Linked DNA regions of Homo sapiens: regions 1 and 3 are each linked to region 2. Evidence: chromatin loops called from intact Hi-C (ENCODE). Cell type or tissue: heart right ventricle. All regions are shown on one strand. Links, peaks and the distances in the headings refer to the core of each region. The heading gives the core; the rest is flanking DNA. Region 1 overlaps LDAF1 (lipid droplet assembly factor 1). Region 2 has its middle 35 kb from the start of METTL9. Region 3 holds the start of LOC124903662 (a long non-coding RNA gene).

Evidence for each region. A loop is a pair of places that touch in the nucleus more often than their neighbours do. Peaks named below come from ENCODE experiments on the same cell type or tissue, not always from the same donor. Only the 100,000 strongest peaks of a DNase experiment are listed, where the experiment ranks them.
Region 1: it touches region 2 in a loop (3-fold over the local background); 33 of 110 quality-filtered maps call a loop at or near these places.
Region 3: a loop joins it to region 2, with 7 times the contacts of the local background. A loop is called at or near these places in 13 of 110 quality-filtered maps.

Annotation. Positions count from the first base shown.
Region 1 is chr16:21,160,743-21,165,856 of GRCh38, forward strand. It overlaps LDAF1 (lipid droplet assembly factor 1), which reads left to right. Exons shown (of 5, transcript NM_001301771.2): 2 at 343-536. The coding sequence starts at 441. Among named protein-coding and RNA genes, the nearest start is that of LDAF1, 4.6 kb to the left of the region's middle. In heart right ventricle, for the core only: no CTCF peak of the experiment used is centred there; a DNase peak (open chromatin) is centred at 2,009; H3K4me3 peaks cover 1,296 bases; H3K27ac peaks cover 2,500 bases.
Region 2 is chr16:21,562,297-21,567,410 of GRCh38, forward strand. No RefSeq gene overlaps it. Among named protein-coding and RNA genes, the nearest start is that of METTL9, 35 kb to the right of the region's middle. In heart right ventricle, for the core only: no CTCF peak of the experiment used is centred there; no DNase peak of the experiment used is centred there.
Region 3 is chr16:21,499,472-21,504,585 of GRCh38, forward strand. LOC124903662 (a long non-coding RNA gene) reads left to right here and starts at 2,840. Exons shown (of 2, transcript XR_007065024.1): 1 at 2,840-3,046. It also overlaps the pseudogene SMG1P3. RefSeq lists enhancers at 1,995-2,511, 2,512-3,027, 3,028-3,544 and silencers at 2,060-2,369, 2,460-2,509, 2,620-2,669, 2,690-3,039. In heart right ventricle, for the core only: a CTCF peak has its summit at 2,712; DNase peaks (open chromatin) are centred at 2,250 and 2,940; H3K4me3 peaks cover 1,692 bases; H3K27ac peaks cover 2,204 bases.

The DNA.
Region 1 (5,114 bases), core at 978-3,477, 400 kb before region 2:
CACACTATCATTTTAATGACTGAATTTATCATTATTTAACCAATTTTCTCCTAATGGAAATACAGTTAGCTACTTTCCAATGTTTTGCTAGTCATTATATGTTATAAACAGGGATGCAATGCACAGCCTTTTAGTACATTTTGAGATACCTGTTGGATTATTTCCATCATGTTCCTGGAATATAAATTCCTGGATTGAAGTGTGTGCAATCTGAAATTGTTGTGAATATTGCCAGGTTACCCTCCGTCTGCATGCCCACCATCAAGGTATGAGGATGGTAGAAGCTCTCGTCGAACCAGATGGATGAAGACCACTAACGGCTTTTGTTTCCTCTGGTAACAGCAAGAGACAGAGCGACATGAGAGATTGGACCGCGGGCTGCACTGGAGAATTTACTGGTAGGATAATTCATCCCTAAAGAGATTGAAGTGAGCTTCAGAATGGCAAAAGAGGAGCCCCAGAGTATCTCAAGGGACTTGCAGGAACTGCAGAAGAAGCTGTCTCTGCTGATAGACTCCTTCCAGAATAACTCAAAGGTCAGTTTCCAATCACTATGTATAATGGAAAATCCCAATATAACACTAGCATAAACAAGATAGAAAGTTATTTCTTTCTCCAGTAGAAGGAATTTGGAGGTAAGTCAAGAATCTTTCTGGCTTACCGCCCTGCCATGTCTATGCTGTGACCTTCAAACTCCTTGTCTGAGATGACTGCAAGAGCATCAGCCATTGTATCCATCTTTCAGGCAACAGGATTTGAGGAGGGGGGAAGAGAGAAGTGCAAGCCACCTACAATTTAAGGAGACTTCTGGGAGTCGCACACAATACTTCCAATTACATCCCTTAAGCCAACATTGAGTCATTTGCCACTAATGGCAAATGCAATTCTTTAGCTGGATAAAGAAGTCTGTGCAACAGATATCATCCTTTTTTTGGTTTTGTTTGGTTTTGTTGTGAATTTTGCCCTATCTGTTACCCTGAAAATGAGAGACAAAAGCCTACTTCAAGATTTGAGTTCATTGTTCCACTAGGAATCCAGGTCCGATAGAAATATGATGTGAGTCACGTATGTAATTTAGAATTTTTCTAGTAGCCACATGTAAGAAGTAAAAAGAAATAGGTAAAATTAATTTTGGCTGGGCATAGTGGCTCCCGCCTGTGATCCTAGCACTTTGGGAGGCTGAGGTGGGTGGATCACTTGAGATCAGAAGTTCGAGATCAGCCTGGCGAACATGGTAAAACCCCATCTCTACTAAAATTACCAAAATGAGCAGGTGTGGTGGTAAGGCCTGTAGTCCCAGCTACTCGGGAGGCTGAGGCAGGAGAATCACTTGAACCCAGGAGGCGGAGGTTGCAGTGAGCTGAGATTGTGCCACCGCACTCCAGCCTGGGCGACAGAGCGAGATTCCGTCTCCAAAAAAAAAAAATTATTTTTAATAATGTTTTTATTCAACCTAAGATATCAAAAATATTTCAACATGTAATCATTTATACAAAATTATTAATGAAAAAAGATTCTTGAAACATTGTACCTTCTTTTTTGAACTCCCTCTTCAAAACCCCCCGTGCGCATATTTTACACTTCTAGCACATTTCAATTCGAGTTAGCCACTTTTTAGGTATTCAGTGGCCACTCAGTGGCAATGAGACTTCAGATAGCGTTATGTTTTCTTGCATATTTATCCTTATTGCTTTCTTCTATATGTCTTTCAGCATTTTGTCAGGGAAAAGAAAACAGCTTTCAGAGATAATACTGTTAACATTTTGTATGTCATTCTAGACCTTTTTTCTATGCAATATACCTATAAAAATACATATGTATATGTAACAAAATGAACTATTTTGTGGTGTATTTTTTTTTGTATTGGATAGCACAGCGGGTCTACTCGAAGAGATGCTTGTTTGCAATCTACAACAATAAATTCTGGACTTGCTCCAGAATTTATTTGGCACTCTTTGTGGATTTACCAAGCTATTTTTAAATTGGACAAGCAGCTTTCTCGCCAGCTGGCGGGGACTCTTGTTATTAAAAGTTAGCTCAGTAAGAAGGGTCCTCCTGCCTGTTCCACATTTACAGCTGATTCTCATTAACCATGGTAGTTACGTTCTATAAAGTTACTGCAGACACTGAATTAGCACATACCAAACCATCGCTCCTAGGGGAAATACAGGATTCAGTTGCTGTGAGCCTCCTGTTCACAACATTTTTGTCAGCTGATCAGTACATAACCTCGTTTTATGTGTATTTCTGTTTAAAGACATGTTAATATATATTGTTGATCATTAACGTTGAACTCAGGGCCAACAACAGTACTATGACTCATGTCTTAAACAAAGCTAATCACACACATGTATTTTCTGCATAAGGCACATCACAGCCTTCTCATGGTTAGGAACGCTAGAGAACACTTCAGCACTACACTTGGGGACCATTTTCAACAGTAAAATCACCAAACTAAAGCATAAACGTGGCACTAAATAGACCACAGTGACACTTGTTTAAAGGATGAAACAGGAAGGCTCGGTGTCACCTTGCTTGACCTCAGCTGGGAATGTACGTGGCAGGTGACTCCACTTTTTGCTGTTGTGGACGTGTCCACTAATGACCTCAAAAGCACTGCAGGCCAGGCGTGGTAGCTCACACCTGTAATCCTAGTACTTTGGGAGGCCGAGGCGGGTGGATCCCTTGAGCCAGAAGTTCAAGACCAGCCTGGCCAACATGATGAAACCCCTTCTCTACGAAAAATACAAAAATTAGCTGGGTGTGGTGGTGTGCGCCTGTAATCCTAGCCTCTTGGGAGGCTGAGGCACGAGAATCGCTTGAACCCAGGAGGTGAAGGTTGAAGGGAGCCAAGATCACACCACTGTACTCCAGCCTGGGTGACAGAGCAAGACTCTATCTCAGACAAAACAAAACAAAACAAAAAGCACTGCCAGTATTCATTTTGAGGTTACAAATAAATTTCAGTGAGGAGGCAAATTTACAAATATGGAATCATGAGTAATAAGGATTGACTGCATATTTCTTGGCACTGACTGTATGCCAAGCACTGCACTAGGCATTCACCCTGGCCCTGTCTGAACTTAGTTAATAGTCACGTTCACCTGCCTTTTTTGTTTGTTTGTTTTTGTATTTTTAGTAGAGACGGGGTTTCTCACCATTTTGGCCACGCTGATCTCCAACTCCTGACCTCAGGCAATCCACCCACTTCGGCCTCCCAAAGTGCTGGGATTATAGGCGTGAGCCACCGCACCTGGCCACCAGTGGTTGTAAATGGTCCTGACCCTTCGTCTTTCTCCTGTTAGGAAGAGATAATGAATCATTGATTGTTTTTTGCATTCTGATACCAGGGAATTTGCCTGGCTCCTGAATCATCCAAGTTTCAGTCTTCATGTTCTCAAATACTGGCCACTTTGTCCCTAGTTTAGAAGCCAACCGCCTTTGTCTGACCTTGGGCAAGTCACTTAGGCTCACTGAATTTCCATCTCCTTTTTTAAAATTTTTTATTTATTTTTTATTGAGACAGAGTCTCACTCTGTCTTCCAGGCTGGAGTATAGTGGTGTGATCATGGCTTACTGTAGCCTCGAACTTCTGGTCTCAAGCAACACCTCCAGCCTCAGCCTCCTGAGTAGCTGGGACTACAGGTGCACACCAGCATACTCAGCTAATGTTTTATTTTATTTTTTGGAGAGACAGCATCTTTCACTGTGTTGCCCAGGCTGGTCTCAAACTCTTGGCCTCAAGCAGTCCTCCTGCCTTGGCCTCCTGAAGTGCTGGGATTACAGAAGTGAGCCACCATGCCCAGCTGCCATCTCCTCTTTTCTAAAATGAGCAATGTCAGGCTCAGAGGTTTGTTATGAAGATTATCTGAGATGCTGTTTGAAGCTTTAGCACAGAGGGTGGCGCATAATGTTGTCAGTCTGTCTCAGCCTGGCCTTCCTGGGCTCTGCAGTGCTGCACTGTGCTTACAGAGCCTAGATTGGGTAACCTGTGTCTACCTCCAGGCTGGTGATGGAAAATCACAGTGCATGTTACTGAATAATAACCTCTCCCACTTTCCATCTTTCCATTGCATCCCCCTCTGTTGCCATGAGAATGAAATGTTAATTGCTACGTTCTACCCCCCTGAGTTTAAATAGTGTTAGGTCGTTCTTTTTTACCTACCTCGTAGCATTGTAGGAAGAAATAAATGAGGAAATAATACGAGAGGTGCTTAAAGCAGTGCCCAGCACCTGAGTGTTTAATGAATGTTCTCTGTTATTATTAGGTGTGGTTGAATCGTGTCCTCCCCTCCTGGGACAGACTGGCTGGAGCTCAGCTGTACTTCCTGGGAGAAGACAATTTCTGGGTTTAATCATCTGAATCTTGGTCTCTTTGCATATCTAAATGACTTTCTCTTTGATTATAGAGCCCAGACTCGGAAAAGACTAAGAATGGCGGGGCATGGTGGCTGATGCTTATAATCCTAGCACTTCGGGAGGCCGAGGCGGGCAGATCACTTGAGGTCAGGAGTTCGAGACTAGCCTGGCCAACATGGTGAAACCCCATCTCTACTAAAAAATATAAATATTAGCTGGAAATCGCCTGAACCTGGGAAGCGGAAGTTGCAGTGAGCCGAGATCATGCCATTGCACTCTAGCCTGGGCAATAGAGTGAGATTCCATCTCAAAAAAACAAAAGGCTAAGAAAAAGGTGGATTCCTTAAGGACTGAAGTGGAACAGTCTTGCCTGTTTCCTTTTATATCCCTGTGCCATACAGTCCCTAAGTCCTGTGTATTCCTTCTTTTGTCATTCCACTTTCATACCCATCTACCCCTCCCCCTTCTCTTCCCTCTCTGCCATCAGCCTGGACTTGACCACAGTATATCTTGCCTGATTTCCTGCAAATCTTTCTACCTGCCTCTTGCACATGATTGCTAGGTTCATATTTCTTAAATCATTCCTTTAATCATGTCATAGTTCTGCTCAAATGACAGCAGTTTGTTCCCTGTTTTTTTTTTCCCAGATGAAATTTAAATGAGTGCTGTCTAGCAGAAATATTATGTGAGCCACATATATAATTTTAAGTTTTTTAATAATTACATTAAAAACAAAAAGAAACAAATGAGATTAA
Region 2 (5,114 bases), core at 1,361-3,860:
ATCCTCAGCTCCAAACTCACTAGCTGTGTAACTTTGGCCAATTTAATTAACCTGTCTAAGCCTCAGTGTCTTCTTCAGGGGTGTTGTGAAATTAGTAGCAATGAGGGAAATGTTCCAACAGGGTGCTATGGATTAAATTTTGTCTTCCCCAAATTCATATGTTGAAGCCTTAAACCCTAAAGAGATGCTGTTTTGAGATGAGGCCTTTGGAGGTGATTAGGTTTAGTTGAGGTGATGAGGGTGGGCCTGCATGATGGGATTAGTGTCCTCATAAGAAGAGACATGAGGCTGAGCACAGTGGCTCATGCCTGTAATCCCAGTGCTTTGGAAGGCTGAGGCGGGTGGGTCACAAGGTCAGGAGATGGAGACCATCCTGGCCAACATGGTGAAACCCTGTATCTACTAAAAGTACAAAAATTATCTGGGCGTGGTGGGGTGTGCCTGTAGTCCCAGCTACTCAGCAGGCTGAGGCAGGAGAATATCTTGAACCCGGGAGGTGGAGGTTGCAGTGAGCTGAGATCGCACCACTGCACTCCAGCCTGAGGGACAGAGCGAGACTCTGTCTCAAAAAAAAAAAAAAGAAGAGACATGAGAGAGCTCCCTTTCTCTCTCTTTCTCCCCCCATTCCCCTTCCTTCTCCCTCTCCCTCCTTCTCCCTCCCTCTCCCTTATCCTCTTCCCTCCTTTTCTCTCTCCCATACAAGAAGCTAGTTTCCTGTCTACAAGCCAGGTAGACAGTCTTCACTAGAATCCAACCATGCTGGCACCCTGATCTCAGACTTCCCAGCCTTCATAACTGTGAGAAATAAATGTCTGTTGTTTAAGCCACCTAGGCCGGGTCTTGGGGCTCACAATATAATCCTGGCGGTTTGGAAGGCCAAGGTGGGAGGAGGCTGAAGCCCAGAGTTCAAGACCCGCCTGGGCAACGGTGAGACCTTGTTTCTACAAAAAAAAGTTTAAAAAAATTAGCTGGGCTTGGTGGTGTGTTCTTGTAGTCCTAGCTGTTTGGGAGGCTGAGATGGAAGGCTCACTTGAGTCTGGGAGATTGAGGCTACAGTGAGCTATGATTGGTCTACTGCACTCTAGCCTGGGTGACAGAGCAAGGCCCTCTTAATAAATAAATATATAAATAGCTACCCAACCTGTACTATGATATTTTGTTATGGCAGCCCAAGCTAAGACATAGAGCCAGGCAAATAGTAAGCCTTCGATGCATCTCACACCATTATTCTTAAAAGGGACATGTCAGGCTGAGCCCAGAAAGGAGAAATTCCCTCTCTATTCTTGAAGTAGCAACAGTTTATAGGGACTCAAGTTTTCTTTTCACGAATTCGAAAGAAACTATACGGACACATTCACCTTACTGAGGTTTCTCTGGCCTTGTCCATTCTGAGCTCCTGTTTTTTCTGCAGAGGTGCTCATTGATACTGACTTGGTGATCTTGAAAGGATTCTCTGTATTTCTCTTTTTTTAAATAGAGATAGGGTCAGTCTTGCCATGTTTACCAGGCTGGTCTGAAACTCTTGGCCTCAAGTGATCCACCTGCCTCAGCCTCCCAAAGTGTTGGGATTACAGGTATGGACCACTGCGCTGGGCCAGGGTTGTCTGTTTTTATATGAATGACCATAAAGTTATTTCACTGATGCCATCAGGAAGCAACCTTATTAATTTTATGTATTTTTGAGCTGATGTTGATAGCAGAAGAGTGGAAAGGAGTCAGACTTTGCTTTAGTCTCGTGATGTAGAAGATCCTAAAGATAGGATTCAAGGTGAGAGTATGATCATTTATATGGCCCTCTTCACCTCACAGAGCTGAATTTACCAATAATTTGGCAGGTATAAGCTAGGAAAATGAAGTAAAAGGGTCCAGACAGTAATATTTTAGAATTCTGTTACCTGCGGGTGGATACTTTCTTCTTTTGAGAATAGAAGATTAGGCTGGGTGCAGTGGCTCATGCCTGTAATCCCAGCACCTTAGAAGGCTGAGGCAGGCAGATCACTTGAGTCTAGGAGTTTGAGACCAGCCTGGGCATCATAGCAAGACCCCGTCTCTACTAAAAATACAAAAAAAAAAAAGTAGCTGGCTGTGGTGGTGTGTGCCTGTAATACCAACTACTCAGGAGGCTGAGGTAAGAGAATCACTTGAACCCAGGAGGTGGAGGTTGCAGTGAGCCAAGATTGTGCCACTGCACTCCAGCCTGAGTGACAGAGCAAGACTCTGTCAGAAAAAAGAAAGAAAAGAGAGAGAGAGAAAGGAAGAGGGGAAGGGAAGGAAGGGAAGGAAGGAAGAGAGAGAGGAAGGAAGGAAGAGAGAGAGAGGAAGGAAGGAAGGAAAAGGAAGGAAGGAAGGGAACAGAAGATTAGTTGAGCATAGTGGCTCAGTGCCTGTAATCCCAGCACTTTGGGAGGCCGAGGTAGGCAGATCATTTGAGCCTAGGAGTTCAAGACCAGCCTGGGAAACATGGCAAAATCCCATCTCTACAAAAAATAGAAAAATTAGCTGGGCATTGTGGCATGCATCTGTAGTCCCAGCTACTTGTGGGGCTGATGCAGGAGGGTCACTTGAGCCCAGGAGGCAGAGGTTGCAGTGAAGTATGATTATGCCACTGCACTCCAGCCTAGGTGGCAGAGTGAGACTCTGTCTCAAAAAAAAAAAAAAAAAAAAGAAGATTGTGAGCAAAAATTGAATGCAATTTTTTTCATAAGCAGAGGTGTAATGGTTATTATTACAAAAGATGATATTAAATTTATTTATGTATTATCTCTTTGCCTCCACCAGAATGTAAGCTTTGTTGAAGGCAAGGATCATTGTTGATTTATTTACTCTGTATCCCAGGCATCTAAAACAGTAAGTGTGCAATAAATATTTGTTGAATGAATCAAAGCATAAGCAAGGCTTCAGATTCATTTTTCTATCAGAGATTCATTTAAAAATGTTAAGGAAATGAGAGGTGAAGACATCCTAAAGGCATAATACTCAAAGTAGTCAGTAGGTTCATTGATAACCCAGAGGAAAATATATAATATTATAGAGGAAAAGAAATTCTCTGAAATCATGGCATCTCTCCTAGCTTGGGATAACATTTTAGCAGAAAGACCGAAGAACTCTTCCAAGAAACATCAAGCAATTAAATGAAGTAGTAGAAAAATCACCAGTACTTTAAAGTAGATGAAGCCATTAAAATAGTTGCAGCTTCAGTAATCACCATGTAAGCCTGTAAGTGGTGGGTCTTAGACCACAACATGGTAGTTATCAAATTGCTTTATTCATCGAAATGTTCATTCTCCTGGCTGCCCTTGAACTTCCAGCCTAAGGCTTTCTCTCTGCAGGGTTGTCAGCATGCTCATGCAAGGCTTTGCCTCTGCAGATTATCAGAGGTGTACTCCATGCCCCTCTCACCATGAAAAAAGGGAGAAAAAGACAATTTCGTCTCAGAGATAGAAAATCTCCCAGAGAGAACCCCTGGCAGCTGGAATCCATTTTTTTCCCCCTGAAGCTGGAATCTGTTATAACTACAGAACACTGAAGGATAATGAGGTTCTGCTGCTAAGCAAATGCTGGGACAAAAAGCACAGAGGTGCTGCAGCCAGGCAGAGACTGGGCTTTTCATGAAACCCTGTGTCTCTGAGCACATATTGCAATAATTCTCTGACTAGCTGCTCAAGGCCTTGGCTTCGTGGCTTTTTACTCCGTTTAAAGGTCTTGATCAGGCCACTTCCGTTTTTAATGTTTGAGAAATGTCTGATTTATGCTGCTTCAAAGTGGAACTTGGGTTTCTATTACCTTTTTGGCACCTTGCACCCATTGTTGGCCTAATTCTGCTGTCTCGTCTATCTTGTGGTTCCTATCAGTAAACAAAGTCCAGGAGAGGCGTCATGCTTGTGAACACCTCCAACATCAAGTTCAAAAGTACAATCATGACCTTGTCCTGTCGTTCTCAGAATCTGGGCTCAGCTATTTCAAACCTCCCATGTCTTCACTGGTAGTGGTCAATTAGAAATCACTGAATCCTTTCCCTAGAGTGGTCAGAGACAGCCAGTTTATGGTAATTTGGGCACAAGTGCCAATTGGAAAGGTGCATTATTCAAACCACTTTGGCTACAAGTGACAGAAATTCAATGCAGGTTAGCTTAAATAAAAAAGGAATTCGGGCTGGGAACAGTGGCTCATGCCTATAATCCCAGCATTTTGGGAGGCCGAGGCGGGTGGATCACCTAAGGTCAGAAGTTCTAAACCAGCCCGGGCAACACGGTGAAACCCTGCCTGTACTATAAATACAAAAAATTAGCCAGGCATGGTAGTGCACGCCTGTAGTCCCAGCTACTCTGGAGGCTGAGGCAGAAGAATCACTTGAACCCGGGAGGTGGAAGTTGCAGTGAGCCAAGATCACGCCACTGTACTCCAGCCTGGGCGACAGTGAGACTCTGTCTCAAAAAAAAAGAAAAAAAGAAAAAAAAGGGAATTTATTGGCTTCTGTAGCTGAAAAGTCAGGCAGATTTGGATCTCAAATTATGTCATTAACTAGTTTCTCTGACTTACCCTCTGCGTTGTGTATAAGCTTTTCATCGCATGGCAGCAAGATACCTCCATGTTCACATAGGGCTAACAGCCCAAGATGGTGAGGAAACATGCACTTTTGTTCCAGTAGCACAGAAAAAGTCCCCAGGTGGACGCTAATGGGCACTGTATGAGTCAAGTGCTCATGGCTGAGGCAGTAGTTGTACCTTGACACATGAAGTCCTCTGACCAGATCTGGGCATGTACCTGACCTTGGGGATGGAAGTGAGGCAGTCCAGCTCCACCAACTCGTAAGGACTGAGACAGTTTACTAGGGAAGAGGGGAAAGCGTGTTTCTTACAGGAAGAAATGCGGGCAGACAAAACACCATATACCCCTTAAATTAGGTTTTCCACAGATAATTGAGGTGGAGCAGAAGGGTAACCACATTTTGACAGCATCATCAGTATGTGGTGAGTGGCCCAGCATTTGACCCTGGCCTCTGTGGTCATCTCAGAGCCCAGAAAGTAGCAGCAGAAGAGCAGAGCATGGGTAGGTAACCATCAGTTCTTGGATAACTGAAGGGTGATCTTGAGGAGCAGTGAGTCTGTGGGATG
Region 3 (5,114 bases), core at 1,736-4,235, 62 kb before region 2:
ACATCAAGGAAAACAGAACCAAAACACCAGGGACAAAATGGTACATAAGAGGCAAAAAAATTTTCACCAAAATTATTCAGATGAACAATAATAAATGTGCCTGCATCTGAAGATGTTCTAAACCTTCATTTAAGCAAGAAGCAAGATCAAGATCTGTTCCGTCAGTTACCTGGAGTCTGTCATCTTTCTGAATAGGGGACAGAATCACCTCAAATTTAACTAATAAAAATTTATGACTTGGCAAACACCCCAGGTATTTTTATTGACTAACAAATCAGCTATGACAATCTTAGCAACAAATCAAGTTATGCTATGGGGTATGTCCACACTTCCCTGTTCCCTCTACAACAGGAGAAAATCAAATTTTTCCAACATCCTAACAAACTGTTATTGCCTGTAACCAAATGTATCACAGTATCGTCTACCAAGGCGTTACATCCTGAAACTTTCCTACAAAAAGCACAGCTTCAAAGAAACCTTGCAAGCTTTCTTGTAAGCTCCTCCCTTCCCCCATCGCCCCTCCCCAGAGCCAAGAAATAAAGCACTTGAAAGAAACAACATGGATAATATTTATTAATAGCTCATGTACATATTCCATAACTACATAAGCCATTTGGCTTCATACCTGTCAGCAATGAAGTCAGCTGGCCCTAGCACGTGGCTGCGACTCTTCTCTATTTATTTAGAACTACAAACTACAATTTACACTTTTCCAAAAGCTGTAGGACTATTTGGGAAGGGCACTTTATTCTTCTAAAAGGTTACTAAATTCTCTTATATACTTATACTGATCACAATACTGAAAAATAATAGAAAATCCATTGTCATTCATTTACCACCTAATTTGTTAGATGCCAGAAAATCAAATTTCACACATTTCAATAAAAAGGCAAAACTAAGCATGTCAATCATAGGAAAAAAAATACTTAATCAACTAATTTTATTTAAAGCACTCACAAACTCTTAAGTGGTACAAGACAAGTCAACGCTGTTTATCGAACAATATTTTTTTTTACGACTAAACATCTCAATTCTAGACTCAGGCACTAATTATTAAAGTCATCTAGTTATATACACCAATTCTCAACAGACACAGTTTTTTTTGGAAAGGCATATTAAACAGACTAAGATGTGTACTACCCATTAGCCAAAGATAATTTTATTGATTTTTCTAACGAGTCTTCAAATGTTACATTCTAACATCTTAGCAAATTATTTCCAAATACTGCTGGAATTACATGTAACTATCAGGAAACAAAAGGGCTTCTCAACAACTTGTGCGTTCTACATTATCTGGCCAGTTTCCGGACAATTATAATACAATTGTGCTCCAAAGTAGGAGAGTTCCATGAATCAATTACCCCTAAAATATATTTCTGTATATTTAAGGAGTTCTAAGCATTGGGTTAAATTCCAAACAGACTCTGAATACAAGCATTTATTTAGTAAGAGAGGTTAGAATAAATCAATCCTAAATTAGGCACAGCTGCCCTCCCCCCATTGATCAAAAAGACAGGAAATTACATTTATTTAAAAAGTTAATGTTCCTAATATATTCAAATCTAACTAAGCCCCAAAACGGTCTGACATCAAATCCTCCATAAAAGAGGAAATTCTCTAGACTTCTAAGTGGGTGCCCAGAGTTCACTCAAGTGTCCAGGTATGAATTACGATTCACCAGAGTAACCGGCCTTGCACTTAGGGAAAACTTCCATCGCCCAAGACCAGAGTAGGTCGATCCCATCAACAGTCACACAATCTCATCTCACGCTCCACTAATGAATGTTCTGCCTAAAGTCAGAGCAATGCCTTAGCTGGAGTTTTGTTTTGGTTTTTTCAATATTACCACGTGGGGGTCACAGAAAGGAACAGAGGTTAGAAGAGCTCTCACGTGGCGGCTGAAAGACTGGGGAACCGAGAAAGTGAATGAGTAACAGGGAGGGTCCTGTACTCTCAGAATCTCCCAACTCGGGGTCAGGGGGAAGCGGTAAGTGGAATGCCCCCCGCCCCCCCACCCCCGCCTCTTTCTCACCTCCTGGTCCCGACCCTAGGCCAGTGCCACCGCCGGGAGCCCCGGGTCTCGGCTTCAGCCCCGGGCTGAACAAGCAGGGAGGGGAGAGGCACTTAGGCCTCGCCTCCCCGCGGCCTTCCTCCCCCAGCCGGGGCGGAGGAGACCCAGGAAGCCGCGCCCGGCTCCCGGGGGTGGAGGGCCTAGGCCGCGCCTCCCAGCCCCGCGGCCCTAGGCCTCCGCCCGCCCGAGGCGGAGCCCGGGAGGTCGGGGCGGGGTCCCGGGCCGGTCACCCACCTGGGTTGCCAGTCATTCCAGCTCCGCGAATAGTTGGTGCCGTTGGTGCCGCCGCCGCCGCCGCCGCCGCCGCCGCCGCTCAGCCGAGACCCCGGGGCTCTGCGGCTCATTACCTTCCCCGACACGATATGGCCAAGCGCCGCCGCCCAGAGAAGCGCGAGTCGCCACCCGAACCGGCCGCCGCCAACACCCCGCTCCGGCCCGGGGCTGAGAAGGAAGCCGAGAAGGAGGAGGAGGAGGAGGCGGCGGCGGGCGGGGGAAGAGGACGACCGTTTCGGGTTCCGCCTGAGCCCGCAGCACAGGACGAGGAGGCGGGAGCGGCGCGGTGAGAGAGAGGCGGATGAAGGGGAGGCGACGTCTCTTCCAGGGCCCTGCGCGGCCCACGTCGCCGGGGCCCCCGAGGAGGAGGACGACGAGGAACAGGCGGTGGCGGCAGCTCCTCACGCTCACACGGCCACTGCTTCCCCGCCTCCCGGCTCCGCTCGCCGCGCCGCCGCTGTCGCACGGCATGCTGGGAGCGAGAGGCGGGGTCGGCCCCGCCGTGCCTGCGGAGAGAGGCGGGTCCTGTCGGCGGGGCGGGGCCGATAGCAGGCCGCCCCGCCCCCCACGGCCCCAGGCTCTTGGACGGCGAAGAGGTCTGGGCGTAGCGGTGACGAATCCTAAGACGGGATCTCCACTACTGCGGCCACACACTTTTCTCCCAAATGCTTCCCGGAAAGCACCGGAGGGCCAGGCAGTCAGGTGTAAACAGGCGTCCAATCAAGGACCTGCGGTGGGGGGGGGGGGGGGGGGCGGGCTGTTGCCCTGGGGTGCGCGCGCACACAGGCGCGCCCTTGGATTCACGTGTGCCAGTTTTCCCACTTTCTACGGGGCGGGGTGGAAAGTGAAAATAGTCAGATCGACAGGTGGATATCCACCTTCCCAACCTCCACCTGAAATGTGCCCATCGAGTCCTAGCACCTTTTACCATTTCTTCCCAATGAAAAAAACTAAACGATGGAAGGGAAGGGAGTACCCACGACCACCAAACCCTGTCCTCTGCAATGTGAAATGTGCTTTGAAGTCCTCTCACCCTGAGGCTTGCCCGCCTTCTGCTGGTGAAAGAAGCTGGGGGCTAGGCGCGGTGGGTCACGCCTGTAATCCCAGCACTTTGGGAGGCCGAGGTGGGCGGATCATCTGAGGTGAGGAGTTCCAGACCAGCCTGGCCAACATGGAGAAACCCCGCCTCTACTAAAAATACAAAAATTAGCCGGGCATGGTGGAGGGCGCCTGTAATCCCAGCTACTTGGGAGGCTGAGGCAGGGGAATCGCTTGAACCCAATAGGCCGAGGTTGCAGTGAGCCAAGATCAGACCATTGCAGTCCAGCCTGGAGAACAAGAGTGAAACTCTGTCTCAAAAAAATATAAGAGAGAGAGAGAGAGAAAGCAGGGAGGGAAGAAAAAGGAAGGAAGGAAGGAAACGAGGGAGGGAGGGAAGGAGGGAGGGAGGAAGGAAGGAAAGGAGGGAGGAAAGGAAAGAAAAGGAGAAAAGAAAGAGAGAAGGCCGGGCGCGGTGGATCACACCTGTAATCCCAGCACTTTGGGAGGCCGAGGCGGGCAGATCTCGAGGTCAGGAGATCGAGACCATCCTGGCTAACACAGTGAAACCCCGTCTCTACTAAAAATACAAAAAATTAGCCGGGCGTGGTGGCGGGCGCCTGTAGTCCCAGCTACTCCGGAGGCTGAGGCAGGAGAATAGCGTAAACCCGGGAGGCGGAGCTCCCAGTGAGCAGAGATCGCTCCACTGCACTCCAGCCTGGGCGACAGAGCAAGACTCCATCTCCAAAAAAAAAGAGAATCAGCTGGGTAGAGGAGACGTACCTGACTGTCTACCCCATGACATGCCCCATGCCCCAGGGAAAAAAATTCCCTAAAGCATCTGATGCATAACGTGAATGCATACACATTTTTTAAAAGGTGGGCCAGGATGCTCCTTAAACAAGTGCCTAAACCTTATCTGCATAAGGAGTCTTAACCTATCATTTTATGTTGCAAAGAAAACGTCTTTATATATCGCTTGTGCAATTAAAAATTGTTACCAAAAGTACTTGAAGATTACGAGGAGTTGACACCTCCACACACATGCATATCCCCTCCACCTTGGGCTCCTTGCTTATGGCCACCAATCCCTCACTAAGGGAGGATCTTGCCAGTTCTAAATGATGGGGACTACAAAAATTACAAAAATTACCCGGCGTGGTAGCGCGTGCCTGTGGTCCCAGGAACTCAGGAGGGTGAGGCAGGAGGATGACTTGAGTCCAGCGGGTGGAGGCTGCAGTGACCTATGATCCTGCCACTGCACTCCAGGCTGGGCTGCGGAGGGTAGGGAGGGAGGGAGAAGAAGAAAGAGAAAACGCGGGGCACCATGGATGGCTGACTCCTGTAATCCCAGCACTTTGGGAGGCCGAGGTGGGTGGATCACTTGAGGTCAAGAGACCAGCCTGACAAATATGGTGAAACCCCGTCTCTACAAAAAAATACAAAAATTAACCAGGCATGGTGGCGCACGCCTGTAGTCCCAGCTATTTGGGGAAGCTGAGGCATGAGGATTGCTTGAACCCAGGAGCCAGAGGTTGTAGTGAGCCGAGATCGTGCCACTGAACTCCGGCCTGGGTGACAGAGCAAGACTGTCTCAAAAAAAAAAAAAAAAATCATTTAGATGAAGTGATTCATGCCTGTAATTCCAGTGATGGGAGGCTGAGACTGGAAGATCCTTGAGCCTGGGAGTTATAGGCCAGCCTGAGCAACATAGTGAGACCCCCATCTCTAC